Linked DNA regions of Homo sapiens: all the other regions are linked to region 4. A link is a contact called in ENCODE Hi-C or POLR2A ChIA-PET data. All regions are on one chromosome and are shown on one strand. The core of a region is the stretch at or near the end of the contact, and the rest is flanking DNA. Distances in the headings are between cores, read along the strand shown. Region 1 has its middle 25 kb from the start of SLC2A3. Region 2 holds the start of RIMKLB (ribosomal modification protein rimK like family member B). Region 3 holds the start of SLC2A3 (solute carrier family 2 member 3). Region 4 holds the start of CDKN1B (cyclin dependent kinase inhibitor 1B).

The links. A loop is a pair of places that touch in the nucleus more often than their neighbours do. ChIA-PET counts read pairs that join two places held with the same protein, here RNA polymerase II (POLR2A). Pooled maps may share reads with other maps.
Region 1: a loop to region 4 is called in a pooled map, with 4 times the contacts of the local background. The contact joins the enhancer-like site here to the promoter of CDKN1B in region 4. A Hi-C loop is called at or near these places in 6 of 50 pooled maps. POLR2A ChIA-PET finds 5 or more read pairs at or near these places in 2 of 52 experiments (activated CD8-positive, alpha-beta memory T cell and activated T-cell).
Region 2: a loop to region 4 is called in a pooled map, with 2.7 times the contacts of the local background. The contact joins the promoter of RIMKLB here to the promoter of CDKN1B in region 4. A Hi-C loop is called at or near these places in 6 of 50 pooled maps. POLR2A ChIA-PET finds 5 or more read pairs at or near these places in 2 of 52 experiments (OCI-LY7 and PC-9).
Region 3: a loop to region 4 is called in a pooled map, with 2.3 times the contacts of the local background. The contact joins the promoter of SLC2A3 here to the promoter of CDKN1B in region 4. A Hi-C loop is called at or near these places in 4 of 50 pooled maps.

Annotation. Positions count from the first base shown.
Region 1 is chr12:7,959,045-7,963,293 of GRCh38, reverse strand. No RefSeq gene overlaps it. Among named protein-coding and RNA genes, the nearest start is that of SLC2A3, 25 kb to the right of the region's middle. RefSeq lists cis regulatory regions at 2,251-2,585, 3,358-3,483. Within about 2 kb of position 2,438, at least 34 of the 41 ENCODE cell types and tissues checked have a DNase peak (open chromatin) inside an H3K27ac peak, as active enhancers do.
Region 2 is chr12:8,696,553-8,701,215 of GRCh38, reverse strand. RIMKLB (ribosomal modification protein rimK like family member B) reads right to left here and starts at 3,225. Exons shown (of 6, transcript NM_001297776.2): 1 at 2,919-3,225. RefSeq lists silencers at 2,621-2,790, 3,321-3,420 and an enhancer at 2,430-3,396.
Region 3 is chr12:7,932,804-7,937,572 of GRCh38, reverse strand. It overlaps SLC2A3 (solute carrier family 2 member 3), which reads left to right and starts at 1,386. Exons shown (of 10, transcript NM_006931.3): 1 at 1,386-1,553; 2 at 3,671-3,763; 3 at 4,426-4,586. The coding sequence starts at 1,539. RefSeq lists a silencer at 1,208-1,257 and an enhancer at 2,325-3,278.
Region 4 is chr12:12,714,105-12,718,617 of GRCh38, reverse strand. It overlaps CDKN1B (cyclin dependent kinase inhibitor 1B), which reads right to left and starts at 1,250. Exons shown (of 3, transcript NM_004064.5): 1 at 304-1,250. The coding sequence starts at 778. It also overlaps a transcript of GPR19 not described here. RefSeq lists silencers at 684-872, 1,297-1,866 and enhancers at 1,047-1,146, 1,227-1,276, 3,533-3,612, 3,623-3,672, 3,793-3,922 and 2 more.

The sequences.
Region 1 (4,249 bases), core at 1,189-3,688, 4.8 Mb after region 4:
CTTTCACCTTCTCTCTAGAGCCTAAGAATAGAATCTTTACTAAACTCGCGGGGGAGAATGTCTCCCTTTTCCTACAACCCTTGAACAGCCACTTATCGTCAGTCTCCAGATGTCTTGCACCCAGGACACATGCTTCCTGTTTATGACAAGCTGCCTAAGAAGGGGCAAGAACAGGCTCCATTTCTAGGCGTAAAAGGGTAGGATAGACGTGGATGGAGAAAGAGTGGCTATCCCGGATTCTTTTTTCTTTTCTTTTTTTTGAGGCGGAGTCTCGCTTTGTCGTCCAGTCTGCAGTGCAGTGGCGGTGCGACGTCGGCTCACTGCAACCTCCGCCTCCCGGGTTCAAGCGATTCTCCTGCCTCAGCCTCCTGAGTAGCTGGGACTACAAGCGCGCACCACCACACCCGGCTAATTTTTGTATTTTTAGTAGAGAAGGCGTTTCACCATATTGGCCAGGCTGATCTCGGACTCTTGACCTCGTGATCCGCCCACCTCGAACTCCCAAAGTGGTGGGATTACAGGCGTGAGCCACCGCGCCCGGCCCCGGATTCTTTCTTCTTAACATACATTGGATATATTTCTCTTAATCTACAACAATGTAGTATACTATAGTATAGTATGGACAACTAGTTCTGCCCCAAACTGTGGGTCCTTGAGCAAATTACTTAGAGATTTCTTGGTGTAAATGAGGATGACAATAGCAAATTTTAAATATTGTTATGAATTATAAATGAGGTAACAGAAGAAACTGACAGTTTGATTTATCAAGTACCTATTTCTACCACTACAGAGACGAATGTTTCTGTGATGATTTGATTAAGCTCCTCACATCTACTTCGAGTATGTTTGGAAAGTCTAAATTTAGATCGTTAAGAAGAATGGTGGTGGGGGTGGGGCGGAGGCTCGGTGGCTCACACCTATAATCCCAGCACTTTGGGAGGCTGAGGCAGGTGGATCACCTGAGGTCGGGAGTTTGAGACCAGCCTGACCAACATGGAGAAACCCCATCTCTACTAAAAATACAAAATTAGCTGGGCGTGGTGGTGCACGCCTGTAATCCCAGCTGCTCGGGAGGCTGAGGCAGGAGAATCCCTTGAACCCAGGAGGTGGAGGTTGCAGTGAGCTGAGATTGCACCATTGCACTCCAGCCTGAGCGACAGAGCAAGGCTCTGTCTCGAGAACAACAACAAAAAAGAAATAAAACGTAAAAATGAATACATAGCCTCATCCCAGTAGAATTTAAATTCTATGCAAACAGGAAATGGAGTTCTCCTACCACACCATAGTATCCTCAGAATATAAACTGGGTTTGGCAACATAGTAGATCTGTATAAATAAACGAACCCAGACTTATATCCCCTTGTGGATTTTTCAGGCCATTTGTCTTTCTTATTCACTCTTGTTGTCACTACGTTAGTCTGCTGCTGTTTATTAATAGTATCTAGGGGAAGAAGGCCAGAGAATATCAAGGTAAGGTCCACAGCCTTTAAAGGGCCACTTGTCAGGGTATAAGATTTCATGGGTTATCTCTTAATTTTGAATTTCATTTTTTAAAAATTATAAACTTGCTTATTTTCCATTAGCTTAAAGCAGCCACTTACATGTAATTGGAATTAAGCTGGATTTTAAAATTTACCTGGGGTTCGCTCACGCCTGTAATCCTAGCACGTTGGGAGGCCAGGGTGGATCAGTTGAGCCCAGGAGTTCGAGACCACCCTGGGCAACATGGTGAAGCCTTGTCACTACAAATGATACAAACATTAGCTGGACATGGTGGCATGTGCTTATAGTCTCCGCTACTCAGGAGGCTGAGGCAGGAGGATCACTTGGGCCCAGCAGGTCGAGGCTGCAGTGAGCTGAGATCGTGACACTGCACTCCAGCCAGCTCCTTTTTGCAACAGAGAAAGACCCTGTCTCCAAAAAATAAATAAAGAAAATAAATAAATCTACATGGAATCTAGTTTTTGAATATTGTGGTTGTAATCAAAGCAACTTCCCATGTCCGAACACTTAAACAGTTACAGGATTATAGGGTCAGGCCACTGAAGTCAACACTTGTTGCACACATTTTAAAAACAGGTAGAGTATTGCTGCAATAAATTTGCATTGAATCATGCAAGAAGTACTCGAGATTTTGCACTCCCATGAGATTGTGCACATCCATGCCAAACAGACCAAGAACCAAAGAGGATGAAGGAAAACAGGACGCTGAGGGAGATAAAGATGTTGTCGTATCGCTCGGTGGCATCAACAGGAGGATAAATTCCATAGGAGGAGAAGAGAAACAGAAGAACAAAGAAGGGACCAGAGTATTTGATCCGCTTTGAGTGATGGAGCTTGTCGCTCCGGAGATTCAAGATGATCTGCAACTCACGTCTGCACTTGCTTACGCAGCCTTTTACAAAAGCAAGACGCCAGCAGGCGGGGCTAACCTACAGGGTAGATACAGACAGGAAGAAATTCTTTGGTTTCTGGGCCCGCCTCATCCAAATATTTCTGTAACTGCCCTATTCAGCTGGGAGGCTAAAAATAAGAGGTCAACAGCTTGTGTTATTTGTAAGAAAAATGCATAAATTAGGGAAGACGGGTTTTTTTTGTTTTTTTTTTTCTTTGAGACAGAGTCTCGCTCTGTCGCCCAGGCTGGAGTGCAATGGCGCAATCTCGGCTCACTACAAGCTCCGCCTCCCGGGTTCATGCTATTCTCCTGCCTCAGCCTCCCGAGTAGCTGGGACTACAGGAGCCCGTCACCATGCCCGGCTAATTTTTTTGTGTTTTTAGTAGAGACGGGGTTTCACCATGTTAGCCAGGATGGTCTCGATCTCCTGACCTTGTGATCCGCCCGCCTTGGCCTCCCAAAGTGCTGGGATTACAGGCGTGAGCCACCGCGCCCGGCCGGGAAGCTGATTTTTCACTACACAGAAAGATTGTGTGGCACTTGTAAATGAAGTATGTATAGTAGAATATGCATCAGGTCATAGAATTACTACAAGTATAATAGCTAGAAAACTGTATAGTATGTAACAGCCACTGAATGTTAAAAATGTGTTAAATGCCTGTGGTGTCAAATGTATGGAAAAGGAAAATACACGAGTCTTTTTCACTTAAGAGAGCTTTGCCGCTGCTACTTCACATCTCTTCCTCTTCAAGTTGCTAAAGGCAAATGCTAAAATATTACAGTGACCCCTTATACAAGTGAGGGTGAAGAGTTTTTGTCTCTTCAGACTATGGCATGTTCTGAGGATTGTAGTGCTATTTTGCTTAAGTACCTTAATCAGGCACTAATGTTACCTGCCCTTTCTCTTAACTTCCCCTTGCCTGAAAGGAATTGGGGCCTCAGGCTTGAAAGGAGCTTGCTCTTTGTGATTCCACCAGGAGCCGTCCCTAAAAGTGGGAGGAGAACCTCTGTTGCAAGCAGACCACACCTGCTGTTTCCACACTAAGGCTCCTCTGCAGTGGCTTCCTCCCCACTTCCTACCACATTCAATGCCCGGAGGCCAATCTGGCTGTATTCTGAGTCTTGTACTCCTTTTTGAGACTGTGATAAGAGAGTTTGCACCTCACCGCCCCTCAAGAGTACACTAAAATACATTTGCATTCACTTTCGGGGGTATTTGCCTAGTCTATGTTATTTTTTCTTTCTTTTTTTGGGGGGGTGGGGGTGGCAGATAAAGAGGGAACAGGGTTTGACTCTGCTCCCCAGGCTGGAGGGTAGTGGCTCACTGCAGCCTCAAACTCCTGGGTTCAGGGATCCTGCCTACTCAGCCTCCGGTGTAGCTGGAACTACAGGCATGGCACCACCACACCTGGCTCATTTTTAAAGTTTTTTTGTAGAGATGAAGTCTTGCTATGTTCCCCAGGCTGGTCTCAAACTCCTGACCTCAAGCCATCCTCCCATCTCAGCCTCCTAAAGCAAGGTAATTATAGGCATAAAGCACCACACCTCCTAGCCCATTTTAGAACCCCATTTGATAAACAGCATCCTGGGGCTTCAGTAGTCTTTTTCCTCCTAGAGAACTCGGTGAATCTTTTCCAGGGAGTTAGGCTCTGCTGCACTGGAGGGTTACCAAAGTTAGGGAGAAGCCCTGTTAAAAGAATGTAGACCTTTAATTATGAAACACTGTATTGAAAAGTATCCATAGGTCAGGCACAGTGGCTCGAGCCTGTAATCCCAACACTTTGGGAGGCCGAGGTGGTTGGATTGATCACTTGAGGTTGAGGTCAGGAGTTTGAGACCAGCCTGGCCAACATG
Region 2 (4,663 bases), core at 1,976-4,475, 4.0 Mb after region 4:
AACATCTGTACGTAATCTCCCTACTCAACCTCTTGAAACAACTGCACATATCAGCACAGCTAACATTTAAAAATAATACTTTTTTCACTATCGCAGTCTCCTCCTCCCTCAGATTCTAATAACGTATTACAGTTTCTTTTTTCTTTTTTTTTGAGACAGTCTTGCTCTGTTGCCCAAGCTGGAGTGCAGTGATAAAATTTCGGCTCACCGCAACCTCCACCTCCCAGGTTCAAGCGATTCTTGTGCCTCAGCCTCCTGAGTAGCTGTGACTACAGGTGTGCGTCACCATGCCCAGCTACTTTTTATATTTTTCACAGAGACAGGGTTTCGCCATGTTGGCCAGGCTGGTTTCAAACTCCTGACCTCAAGTGATCAGCTTGCCTCATCCTCCCAAAGTGCTGGGATTACAGGTGTGAGCCACTGCGCCAGGCCACATAATTACAATTTCTAGAGGCTCTTTTCTCATTTGCTTGTGACTTAATCCCACTTGCAGAATACTCTTTGTAAACTAATCTGCCATAAAACAAAGTCTTTCTATGAATGTATATCACTGAAGCGCCCCCAAAACAGTTGTCAGCAAGCAACATACAATAAAACTCACCCTCCTTACTTTATGTTTGGTTCTCTCTCTTCACATGTTGTTCGTGGGTATAGAAGTTCTTCCTCCACCCATTTTCACTCAGTTTATGTCTCTATGCCTGCTCCCCAGAGGAAGATGATAAAAGCTACTCCTGCTTCCCAAAGTGTGGAACAACTGGCTCTGCTCTGTCCCCTTTCCCCATCCCCTACTAGTGTTCATGGTTGGTCAGTCTTTCAGCTCATAGAGAGGGGAGCTTTGAGAAATAAATCTAGTGACTTACCCCAGCAGCAAATCCTAGGTGGATACAAATTGTGAAAAGGGTAATTGGGAGATATTTTAAAAGAGATGTTTCTCCATGTGCCACAACAAACCAATGCCTGAAGCTGGGTTCGTGTTCACTGGTCAAATAATGTCCACTTTAGTGTGTTTCTTCACAGTATGACTGAGAAGGGGTGGAAGATTTAGAAGAGTTTACTGGTAATTTCCCTCTGGAGAGGAAAAGGGGCCTGAATGACAAGGGAAAAAAGAAGGGGCTAATTTATTGTCACTCTCCCTGCTACTCCTAGATACTACTACTGACAAAAGTATATTAAACAGGGATTCTAAGAAAACATGGGCAAAATAAGAAAGCTATCCACTAGAAACTAAGATAAGTAGAATTTTAGCTGGTAGCCAACCGGCTAAAGATTAAACGCTCAGTTCCTTACCCCCTGCGGGGGGGCAAGGCAGGAAGAGAAAAGTGGCTCTTGACCGAGTGGAGGATTGTCTGTGACTGAATTTGCTGTTCCCCTTCTTGGCTCTGTTCTCAGAATCACAGACTGCCCCCCTCCCTGACAAGCAGACTCCAGCACCTGGTAGGGGTAAGAGAAGACAAGAGAGAAAAAAGGGAGACAGAGAAAGATAAAAAACATCAACAGCCATGTTGCCAAACTAACAACTAAATCAATGACATGAAAGAAGGAAATTAACAGCACTAACCAAGATAGAAAAGAATAAAATAGGATTACCTCAAGACAAAATAGGCCTCCTCCCCTTTGACACACTAACCAAATAAAACAGTAACCATTGGAAAAGAAATTTAACTATGATTATTTTTAAAATTAGAGGGTTGCATACTAAAATTTAGGAAATAAATGTTAAATCTCTGAGACCGGAATTTCAGAGAGTGTTTTATTCCAAATGAATATCTTAAAAGTATTCTCATAATTGCTTTTAAGAAATCATTTTTTAAAATAGAAGAAATGACCTTTAAGGTACCCAATATTGTGAAAGTAACAAAAATGAGATTTAAAAACATTTCAATTTAAATGGTTATAGTTAATAATTAAGAACACCCATAAATATAATGAACATACCAAGCCCACAAAAAAAAATCTGCATAGTAGGCTGCCCATATACTTTCTATACCTATTTAGAGTTGAACCTAACTCCACAAAGATGTGGTAACAATATATATAACTAATGGGAAAATGACAGCATACTGAAAGAATTTACATAGCAGTTGCATTGAGCATGGTTAGTGCAATAACCCCTCACAGAACAGAATTACCACCCCATCGCTATTCGCCAATACAAATGGGATAAAACAGTGAAATAACAAATGTGTGATCAGAGATAAGGACATATTAATAAGGGGAGATTGAAATTATTACCACTCTGGTTTGGGTTTTTTTTGGGGGGGGGTGAGGGGCAAGTAGTGTAATATTTACATCATGCTCAAATTTTTAAAGAATCAAAACTGGACAAGCAATTATTTGGTCATCCCCTTCTCATTCAGAGACTGTCAAAGGAAAAGATGGAATGACTGTCACACTCTCTAAAATTTACACGTAAGGAGGAAAACGTGGAATCGAATACAGTAGCTGCGGGACCGCACCACGTGATCCTCCTCCCGCGGTCGCTCCATAGAATTTGTGGGAAGGGGGGGGAGGGGGAGTGTCGCCGCAATCCCGAGGACAGGTCAGCAGCCCGCGGGTCCGACTCCAGCCGGCGTTCCCGGGGTTACCACACCCCCTCGCCGGCGGGGAAACCATACTCCTTACACGCCCGAAGTCGCCGCCCCCTCGACACGGCTCGCCCGGTCGCACGCACACGCCACGGGCCGGCGCCTCCCGGCACACGCGCGAAGGCCGGGCCCCGCCTCGCTCCCCACCGACTCCGCGGAGCGGCGACCACCGGCCTCAACTAGCCCCGGACCCCGGGCGCGCTCGGGCCGGTCCCCTCCCCGGCCCAGCCCCCGCTAATCGGGGGATCCATTCCGCTGAACTCGCCCACTCGGGAGGGCGCGCCTTCGCCTCACTGCTCTACACCCGAGGGCAACAGCGGTCGTACCGCTCACCTGGGTCGGGGGGCTCCTCCCTCGCTCTCGGCCGACTGAGCCGGGCTGGGGCCTTCGAGGAAGCGCGGGCCGCCGGGCGGCTGGAAGTGGGGGAAGGAGAGGAGGGGGAGGGGGTCGGGATACCGGGAGCCGCCTCCTTTCTCCTCCGCCGACTGCGGCTCCCGCAGGCTGGCCGGGCGTCCTCGCACACTCGCCCAGTTTCTCACAGCCTCGCGTCCCGTCAGCTTCTCCCTCACCCCACTCCCACACACTCTCACTCCCACACACTCACACCCGGCCGCTCCTCGTTCCCTCACTCGCCTGCCGCGCGCGCGCGCGACCCCGCTCACACACAGCGCGCGCGACGCCGGCGGAGACCGCCCCGCTCCCTCAGACCGAACGCCGCCCGCCCGCTTGCTGAGGAGCGGCGCGCGCCCCGGCCCCGCCCTCCTGGCGCCGCGGCGCGGCGGGCGGGGGGCGGCGGCCGGAGGAGCTGGGGGCCGGGCCAGCGCGCCGAGCACTGCCGAGCGGATCTGACACCTGCGTCGAGAGCCGCCCTCCCAGCTCCTCGCCCGCACCCGAGCCATCGCTGGCCTCGGGGGAAGAGAGGCGATGGATCGCGCGCGGGGAGCGAAAAGGGAGCGCGAGGGCGCTCCGAGGACGCGCCTCCCCACCCGCCCCCAAACCGTCTTCACTGAGAAAGGGAAACGGATGGGGGGGGTGGGGGGCGAGGTTTGCTCCCAACTCGAAACCGCGAGATTAGTCCCTTCCGTTGTACGCCCTCCCCGCCCTCACATTCCCTGCTTAGGCCCCATCAATCTGCGCCTGGAACCCCGACACGAGCCCCCTACCCCCTCGGGCGCAGGGTCCTGCCGGCATCCCGACGCCTCCCGCCCAGCCCTTCCGCCGGCCGCCGCCCGGAGTCTCCGCTTACGGTGGTTCCTCCCTCCGGTAGGCAAAGATATGGAGACAAAGATCATTCATACCTAGAAGGTCTTTATCCGGGACTGGAGTAAAGACAGTACCTCTGTATATTGAGAGGCAAATTTAAAACCACATGATAAATTTCCTGGCTGAAGCGGGTTTGGAGATACAGGCGGGGTGGATAGCGCCAGCTCTGCCCCCTAGAAACCGGCGTAAACCTTGGACAAGTTAGTTGCTACGCTTCCTCTGAGCCTTTGTTGTGAAAAGATAAAAGAGTACAGTCCGGAGTCGTTGTGAGAATGAAATGAGATATTTTAAGAGCATTTTGTAAATTCTAAAACTATGTATAAAAAATAAAAGTATAGCCCAAAGGAGGCTAAGAATATGAATGTTCAACTACGCTATTACATTTTCTTAAGGAGAAAAAAAAAGGGCTACAGACGACCTCCCAGGTTTACATGGAAGATTCACTTCCAAATAACTTCAGTCACCAGAGACACCAGGTGTGAGGTACGGTAATGTGCTCACCAGTTTGCCTTCTTGCTGGTCTCAGCCCTGTCTCAGTGACCTCAGCCAACAACTTTTCACTGCTCCTCTCCCAGTCAATTGACAATATAATTTCATTTTCTGCTTTTAAAAAATTTTTTGACTAATTTCCTTCAGCGTCTCGAGAGTCCTTTAAAAGATGTAGCATAACCCAGGGTGGTAACTTCTGGATCCAGACTGCCCGGATTGGATTTATGGTTCCACTCCCTATGTGAACCTCTGCAGTAACTTAACCTCTCTGTATCTTTATCTGCTGAGCTGTAAAAGTGAGGATAAAAATAGTCACCTACTTCATG
Region 3 (4,769 bases), core at 137-2,636, 4.8 Mb after region 4:
TTTTTTTTTTTTTTTTTTTTTTTTTTGTATTTTTAGTAGAGAATGGTTTCACCGTGTTAGCCAGGATGGTCTTGATCTCCTGACCTCGTGATCCGCCCACCTCGGCCTCCCAAAGTGCTGGGATTACAGGCGTGAGCCACCGCGCCCGGCCTTTTTTTCTATTATTCACTGAAGAATCACCAGCTTCTTGGAGAGTACCTGATACATAGCGTGTATTCGGCAAATACCTGCTTAATTGAATTCGGTATTTATTGCATTTCTAGATGCTATAAGCTTGAGACTAGCAGAAAGTGATGCAGAATTCAGAATGGGTGATATGGCAAATGCCTTATTAAATATAGGGCTCGGCGCGGTGGCTCACACTTGTAATCCCAGCACTTTGGGAGGCCAAGGCGGGCAGATCACAAGGTCAGGAGTTTGAGACCAGCCTGGCCAATATGGTGAAACCCCGTCTTTACTAAAAATACAAAAATTAGCGGGGCGTGGTGGCGGGCGCCTATAGTCCCAGCTACTCGGGAGGCTGAGGCAGGAGAATTGCTTGAACCCGGGAGGCGGAGGTTGCAGTGAGCCGAGATCGCACCACTGCACTCCAGCCTGGGCGACAGAGAGAGACTCCATATCAAAAAAAAAAAAAAAAAAAAAAAAAGGATATGGATTGTATTCCATAAACAGTTGAACCTCTTATTCCTACTGCCCTGATAGTTGGTCTGGCTCCTAGAAATTCAGATTTTCTTCCCTCCAGGTGAGATTATGCGAAGAAAGGAACACTGGCAAAATTATTTCCCTGATTTTCTTCTCTCAGGCTGTCTTTCCCTCCCCTTTAAGATTGTGTACTCCGTCTCAAAAAAAAAAGAAAAAAAAAAGATTGTAGACCCAGCCTATAAATTCATAGGATCAAGAATTCTTACTAACACTCTTTCTAACAACCTTAAATCTCTGATAGTAGCACCCACTTGACTTCGTTTTGTATGGATAGATTTATTCTAATCTCTCTGTAGATTGTTTTAATCCCAAGCAGATGCGAGAGCATAAAATAGTGTATTTGCCCTCCCTCCAGGCTTTTCTGGTAGTATTTTGTCTGTGAAACTAAGAGGCTCTAGCTGCTATTAGAAGAGGGAAGGAGTAAGGATGAGCTTTTGAAAAAAAAAAAAAAAAAAAAACCCAGGGTGGAGAGAGTGGAAGGATGTGGTTTTAAGAGAGGGGGGAGGGAGGGCGTTATTGTCTGTGGGGCGGGGGCGGGGGTAGTTCTGATAACACAGAATTCCGAGAGATCACAAGATTGCTTCAGGGGGGTGGGGTGGGGTGGGGTGGGGCTGGGGGCTTGTCGCCCTTTCAGGCTCCACCCTTTGCGGAGATTATAAATAGTCATGATCCCAGCGAGACCCAGAGATGCTGTAATGGTAAGACTTTGGATCCTTCCTGAGGACGTGGAGAAAACTTGCTGCTGAGAAGGACATTTTGAAGGTTTTGTTGGCTGAAAAAGCTGTTTCTGGAATCACCCCTAGATCTTTCTTGAAGACTTGAATTAGATTACAGCGATGGGGACACAGAAGGTAAGAATGATATAATTACTGGTTATTTTTGCTTGTTTGGGATACACTCAGAAAGGCAAATATTAATGGTAATCTCCTTGTTCTATTTTCTCCTAAGTCACCAAGCTATCTTAAGGCCTTTTCATTTCGTCTCTAGCCTGCACTGCTGCCGCTTCATCAGTTCTCTTTGAATGTCATACAGTTCTGTTCACCTTATCATAGGAAAGTCACCCGGAGAAGTTGTGTTTGCTTCTCAGGTTTATTTTAGGTAACCATATGCCACTGAGGACGAGATGGTTGAGTGTTTAGAGGATCGGGCTGCTTGGTTGTATGGATTACAAGTGTGGGTCTCAGAGCCAGTGTGAAGACTTCTCTGGAAGCATTAGACCTTGAAAAGGTCTGTGTTTGGAGGCACAGGCCAGGGTCTGGCCATCTGTTTGTCCTATAACATATGGGGTTCGTGGATGCTAAGGAGAAAGAATTCCAGTTGTCCTTCCTATTAGGGTTAAAATCGTGAGTGCAGGACATACTAAAATATTGAGTGTTGTATATGCATTATTTGCAGGGAGAAAGGCTTTTCTTTTTTTTCTGATTGAGTTTTACTCTTGTTGCCCAGGCTGGAGTGCAATGGAGCGACCGCAGCTCACCACAGCCTCCGCCTCCCGGGTTCAAGCGATTCTCCTGCCTCAGCCTCCTGAGTAGCTGAGATTACAGGCATGAACCACCGGGCCCGGCTAATTTTGTATTTTTAGTAGAGACGGGGTTTCTCTATGTTGGTCAGGCTGGTCTCGACTCCCGACCTCAGGCGATCCGCCGGCCTCGGCCTCCCAAGGTGCTGAGATTACAGGCATGAGCCACTGCGCGCAGCAAGAAAGGCATTTTTTACCAAGATAAATTTAACTAAAAATAAGGGGCCAGGTGTGGTGGGTCACACCTATAACCCCAGCATTTGGGAAACCAAGGCAGGAGGATCACATGAGGCCTGGAGTTTGAGACTAGCCTTGGGCAATATAGTGAGATCCCATCTCTACAAAGCAGAAAGAAAGAAAATGTAGGAAAATAAGAAAGGGATGGAAAATTATGAGACTAAAGAAGAAAAGGCTCTCAAAGATAGTGAATGATGAGAGGAGACAGAAGAGATTTTTACTAAACGGAAAAAGATTTAACAGAGCATTGCACTGGCAGGGCCCTCCGGGGTACCGATGCTTAGCTGGGACTGAGACATCTGGGAGGCTGCAGGCAAGGTCACTTCTCCTGCTGAAGCTCCCAGCCTGCTGCCTAATCTGCCCGACCTGAAAGGAAAGGAGTTTAAGATATGAAAGGTTGAAGGGATTTTGGGTGGTGGGGTGGGGGGGAATGGCGTAGAAGTTGGCCTCAGGTATAAAAATTGAGCTGCCCCAAGGTAGAAATGGAAAATGTCTCGCCCGGCTGAATTATTCCAGGCAAGGTGAAGATGACCGGTTCTCCCCACTAAGAAATGTCTCTTATATGTTGGGTTCGCCCTTATATGTTGGGTTCAGAGTAAGTACTTTCTTCCCCTGCGCGGGAGTTAGGGATAGCAGAACTGTATTTAATAAACGAAGACTGAAATGGGGCCAGGATGCAGTGAGTAGATCCAGTAGGTTACATGGTCCTGAGAGATAAGAGACTCAAAGAGCCACCCAGCAGTGAAGACACAAACTACCACCCCCTCCACCACCACCAGTGGGCTTCCGTGGAGTCTGGGGTACAGATCAGACTGCACTGTATTTGTTTCCAGAATGGTCAATTCTTAGTAATCCTACCCGAGACTGTCTTTTTCTCTGCCCTCCCAGTTCGTGAGTGGAATTCTATGCCTACATTTGCCTGATGCAAGTTTTTAAATATTTCCAAACTGACCAACCCAGTTTCTCTTAACTTCTTCCTTCCCCAATTTTCTTTCATTTTTACCAAGTTAACTTCACATTCTTATCTCCAGATAAGTTCTTTAGTATAATCTATTCCTTTGTCTTCCCCATTAATTACCTAAATCTCATTGGATGTTCTTTTCATACCACTCATAACTCAAATTCTCCTAATACAGCTCCATAATTAATAAGAAACAGTCATCAATCACAAGTTTTAAGGACTATTCTCTCCTCTGTCTTCCCTCCCTCCAGGTCACCCCAGCTCTGATATTTGCCATCACAGTTGCTACAATCGGCTCTTTCCAATTTGGCTACAACACTGGGGTCATCAATGCTCCTGAGAAGGTGAGTGCCAGGCCACAATAATTAGAATTTAGAATAGGGAAGTTATTCCTTTAAGTAGGGTTTCAGGAATTCAGAATTTAAGGCCAGGCATGGTGGCATCTGCCTGGAGTCCCAGCTACTCCTGAGGCTGAGGCTTAAAGATCACTTGAGTCCAGGAGTTAAACACCATCCTGAGCAACACAGTTAGTGAGGGTCCCTCCCCAAACTAGGGGATTTTAAGACAAACTTTGTATCTATCCTGTCCAAGACTGAAGATGGAGACAATATTGGTGGGGAAAATTAGTGGGGTCATCTAATCGAAGCACAAAGCTCACTTACTCCCGGAACGCTGGGCGGTGCTGTTCTTCCTCCCACTCTTTCACCTCATAGTGATGCACATCCTGTATTATCCCTTAGGGGTTAGTTACAAAGAAGCTGGGTTCCCTTAGCAGAGGGCTGGGGTAGACTGTGAACATCGGTGCTGCCACCTACTGGGATTTTCAGGACAAATAGAATTACTATTCCAGCGAGAGTTAACATAAATTCCAATACGTTATCTGCCCCTTCCATTCCTGTCTATTTATTCCCTTGATTCTCTAGGAAGGAAATGATCCCTAATGTTTGTCTTTTGTTCTCATCCAACTGTAACAGTCTGTTCTTCCACCAACCCTTTTATTTTGCAGATCATAAAGGAATTTATCAATAAAACTTTGACGGACAAGGGAAATGCCCCACCCTCTGAGGTGCTGCTCACGTCTCTCTGGTCCTTGTCTGTGGCCATATTTTCCGTCGGGGGTATGATCGGCTCCTTTTCCGTCGGACTCTTCGTCAACCGCTTTGGCAGGTATTGACTAGAAACTGGGCAAGGAAGTGGGCTCTACCAGCCACATTGAGGACAAGTGTGGAGAGTTAGGGCAGGGAGGTGATGATGCCTTTGAATAAGAACACCTTGAATTCTAATCAAGGGAAACCTAGTCCAACTGGCCCCGAATATGACTGCCCTTGCTTGGAGCTCTACTACCCTGGA
Region 4 (4,513 bases), core at 1-2,500:
CCCTAGCCAGGAGGCGGACCGTTGATAAACATCCCAACTTTGTCACATACCTAGGAGTTGCTAGTGAGAGGGACCGCGATGTATTAAGTTAGGGAAATTATCGGATCTTACCATCTCCAGTTTCTGACTTAAAAGTCACAAACAGACAAGCAGTGGGCCAGGTAGCACTGAACACCTAAGACCAATAAAGTTAGCTCTCCCAAAGCTAAATCAGAATACGCCGAAAAGCAAGCTAAGGTTAACACCCTCCAGCAGGCAAAGCGGGGCCCCAAACACATTCTATGGTTGGGAAAGGGTCATTACCGTCGGTTGCAGGTCGCTTCCTTATTCCTGCGCATTGCTCCGCTAACCCCGTCTGGCTGTCCGACGGATCAGTCTTTGGGTCCACCAAATGCGTGTCCTCAGAGTTAGCCGGAGCCCCAATTAAAGGCGCCGCCGGGCGGCTCCCGCTGACATCCTGGCTCTCCTGCGCCGGCACCTTGCAGGCACCTTTGGGGGGCCGCGGGGGTCTGTAGTAGAACTCGGGCAAGCTGCCCTTCTCCACCTCTTGCCACTCGTACTTGCCCTCTAGGGGTTTGTGATTCTGAAAATCGAAATTCCACTTGCGCTGGCTCGCCTCTTCCATGTCTCTGCAGTGCTTCTCCAAGTCCCGGGTTAACTCTTCGTGGTCCACCGGGCCGAAGAGGTTCCTGCAGGCCGAGGGCTTGGGGTGCTCCGCCTGCCTGGCGTCCATCCGCTCCAGGCTAGGGCTCCCGTTAGACACTCGCACGTTTGACATCTTTCTCCCGGGTCTGCACGACCGCCTCTCTCGCACTCTCAAAAAAACAAAACCGAACAAAACAAAGCGCCCCTACGCAGCCCGAACCCCTCTCGGAAGCCCAGCGACTGCCCTCGGAGCCAAAAGACACAGACCCCGACGAGCCACGGCCCGAGCTCTAGGAGCGCGCAGGGGCTGCGGGGAAGCCCCGGCCCGGCCGCCGAGTCTCCGCTGATCAAATGGACTGGCGAGCGGGAGGGCGGAGAGGAGAGGGGACCAGGCAAGCGGAGAGGGTGGCAAAGCCCGTCCGAGTCTGGGCGGGTGCAAGCCCGCGGGTCCCGCGAACCCAGCCGCTCTCCAAACCTTGCCGGCGTCGGAGTCGCAGAGCCGTGAGCAAGCGGGGACAGGGGAGGGGGAGAAAAACACCCCGAAAAGACGAGCCCCCTTTTTTTAGTGGCCCAATATGGCGGTGGAAGGGAGGCTGACGAAGAAGAAAATGATTGACACGGCGAGTCTATTTAAACAGAGGAGGAGATCCATTGGTTGCGGCGGCGGGAGCCGCCCCGCCGAGGCTGGCGAGCGCGGCCTTAAGGTGGCCCCGGCGCGGTTCCGCCACCTCCCCTCGTTCCCGAGCGCGCCGCCTCCCCGAGCGCCGCCGGGAGATTGGCTGGTCGCGTGACTGCTGGAGGGGTACTGCTGCCAACAAACCTGCTCTGGCTGGCCTCGGAGAAATTAAAATTAAGACAAACAAACTAGCCAAACGGCCGGGAACCTGGGGCGGGGCCTGAGGTTCGGGGCCCGGCGCTGCGTTGGCGGGTTCGCCGCGGCGCCTAAGCCCCGACCTCCCTCCCGCTCCTCGCCCGGGAAGCCGGGACCTGGACCAGAGGACCGCGAAGGTCGCCGGCAGCTCGCTAGGAGCCGGGGTGGCGAGCTGCCCCCAGCTCGGCCCTCCCCAGCGGCCCCCACCTCGTGGTCTGCGGGGGAGGCCGCGGAGCGTTTGCTGGGGGGGCTGGGCGCCCCCCCGCCGGCGTGCCTTTGCTGGGGGCTGGTGGAGGCAGTGGGCAATGGTTCGCTCAGCCTTAACCCAGAAGTTTCTGCCATCCCTGGGGAGGCTGGGGGCCTAGGGAAGAAGCCAAAGCGAACGTCTTTCTTTTAGAAATTAGCCAGGAGTAGACGCGGCACTTATCATGAACTCAAGCTCTCCCTCAATGAAAATAAGAAAGGAACTCAAGATTAAAAAAAAAAAACAAAAAACTCTAGTCTCTCAAGTCCCTTAATAAACTTTGTAGCTGTCTCAGACACGTTTAGTTTTGAAAAACGAGGGTACACCCCTGGCCCAGGATCTTCCTTCCCAAGCACAGTTAAGGCCATGGACATTGGCTGCGTGTGGGAACTCGTCCCTTTCTACTTTTCTGTTCTTTCCCGGGATTGTAGCAGTTTCCTCTACCTGAGTCCAGCCGCCAAATACAACAGCTCCTTCCTTCCTCCACCCTTCTCTCTCACCAGATTTCACTGCTCCAACAAACTCAGAACAATATTCAGATGCTAGTGAATGCTTTCAGAGGGCTGAAGGGTGAAAATACTCCCCTCGGGGTCAAACTCCAGATGATGAAATGATTTTTAAAACACCACAACCATGTCCTAACGTCCGATACTAGTATTCCAGCGTTTCTCTTCTCCCTTTTGCAGCTGGAAATTTCTCTCTCAGTGTGGGCTTGAGCACCGTGGTGGAAGGTAAAGTAGGACGATGAGCAGGGCTGCCCTGAGACAAAGCTCAGTGGATCTTCAACTGCCTCCCCACCCCCATGCCCGGTACCCATCATCTTGGTTTGAGCCAAAGTTAATGCATTTTACTGGAAACCAACCTTCCGTTCTAATATTACACAGCAGCAAAGTTTTCTTAAGCACCTATGCTACAGATGAGCTTGATGTGTAGCTTGTTTTCTTAGCCACATCTTGTCCACTTTGTGTGCCTACCTCATCTCATACGCTCCAGAATGTGACAGCTGGAAGGGACCCTCGGGACCCTGTGGTTTAACCCTCTCCTTTTTACCACGGAGGAAATCGAGACTCAGAGAGGTTTCCTGTCCAGGGACATGCATTCGGTTGGTACCGGAGTCAGGACTAGATGCAAGTCTCCTAACACTCAGGTTGGTTCATTTTCTGTTCCTTTCCTTCCTAATGGTTCTCACTGGTTCAGGGTTTTGTCTGAGTTTGATTGTGCTGTAGTCTGCAGGTCCTGCTGTCTTACAAGTGACTGAAAATGGCTCCTTCCCAGGCCCTGGGTTGCCTGCAGATGTTTCCTTGATGTGGCCTGTGGTCACTGATATTTAAATGCAGCTGTCTTGAGCCTGTGGTATCACCATCCACTAGTTCAACTAAAATTGAAGGACAGGGGTTGATACCCAGAGAACAGTAAAGGGGGCAGTGCCCAGAACTAGTTTTCAAGTCAGGACTTCCTACCTAACTGACAGAAAAGAATTCACCTAGGATCAAGCAAGAGGTCTCATCCTCTTTAGTTTTTCTACTTTTAAGGCTGTCAATTTATTGGACTGCAGACTGGGGGAAAAGGAACAGGAAAATTAGGGTAGGCCTCCCTACCATAATTTATACCTTACCCTAGAAATTAGATAATTGTCCAAATTTTAAAACAATTGCTAGACAACACAGGAACTCTATATATGTGCATCTATCCATATGCATAAACACCCAAACTACCACATGTATGTAAATGGAGACATTCTAGAGTAGTTCACCTTGCCACAGAAGTTTGATTTTACTCATGGAATTCATGTCTTATATGGAAGTGGAAAATAAACACTTCGATCCCCTTCACATGCTGAATCTTTCAACTAATATGTAGGAGCACCATTTTGTCGCTTTGTTGTTGTTGATCTCGAAAAGTAAGCAAGTCACAGTCACACCACCTTAAGAAGTCTGGCTGCCAGCAGAAAGGCTGTGCTTACATCGACCTCACAATGATCTAAAGTGTTTTGTTTACAGTCAAGGCACCGGAGATCTGTACAGCAAATAATGAGAACGCAGGCGTCTGCTGTAGTAGCGACGACGCGTGAAAAAAAATACTATGGAGTCCCTGAAGGAACAGGGAGCGTAGAGATCAGAGCGCCATCCTTCTGCAAAGTGGGCAGCTGCAAGCGAGTAAGCCAGGGGGAAAATTTTCAGATAAACAGTGTTAAAGGTGGACCCTGGTAAAAGACGGAAAGCTCTACACTGCACTGCTCTAAAGTGAGCTGTTTCCCCAAAACCCCCAGTCCTGCGTGATGTTTTGGTTGCCATTTTCACTGCTGTTTTCCTACTTAGGGCTGAGAAGCGTCCCATAAGCCATCCCAGATTTCTGTAATCTTCACAACCTGAGGAGAGAGGCAAAGACCAAAATAACTTAAGAGAAAACACCTGTGTCATAGACAAGTGTTCAGATGGGGTGAATGAGCAAGCCGCCAGCGTCGCCAGCTCCCAGATGCAGCGCTCTCACCCAAGTTCTGCAGCCCCAAATGTTTCTGCGAAGGTTCACGGTTCCTTGCCCAGCTGCCCCTCCCACCGCAAGCACACAGTTTCAGTCCTTCCTCGAGGATGTTTATAATGAGGCAGCACTCAACTCCACCATTCTTCTAAGCTCACATATTTTTAGACTTTGGGAATTTCACAGTCATCTCCTTCTGACACTTTTAATTCAATTTCACAAATATTTACGGAGCACCTTCTATTAATTTGCTTATTCCTTCTTTCTTTCAACAA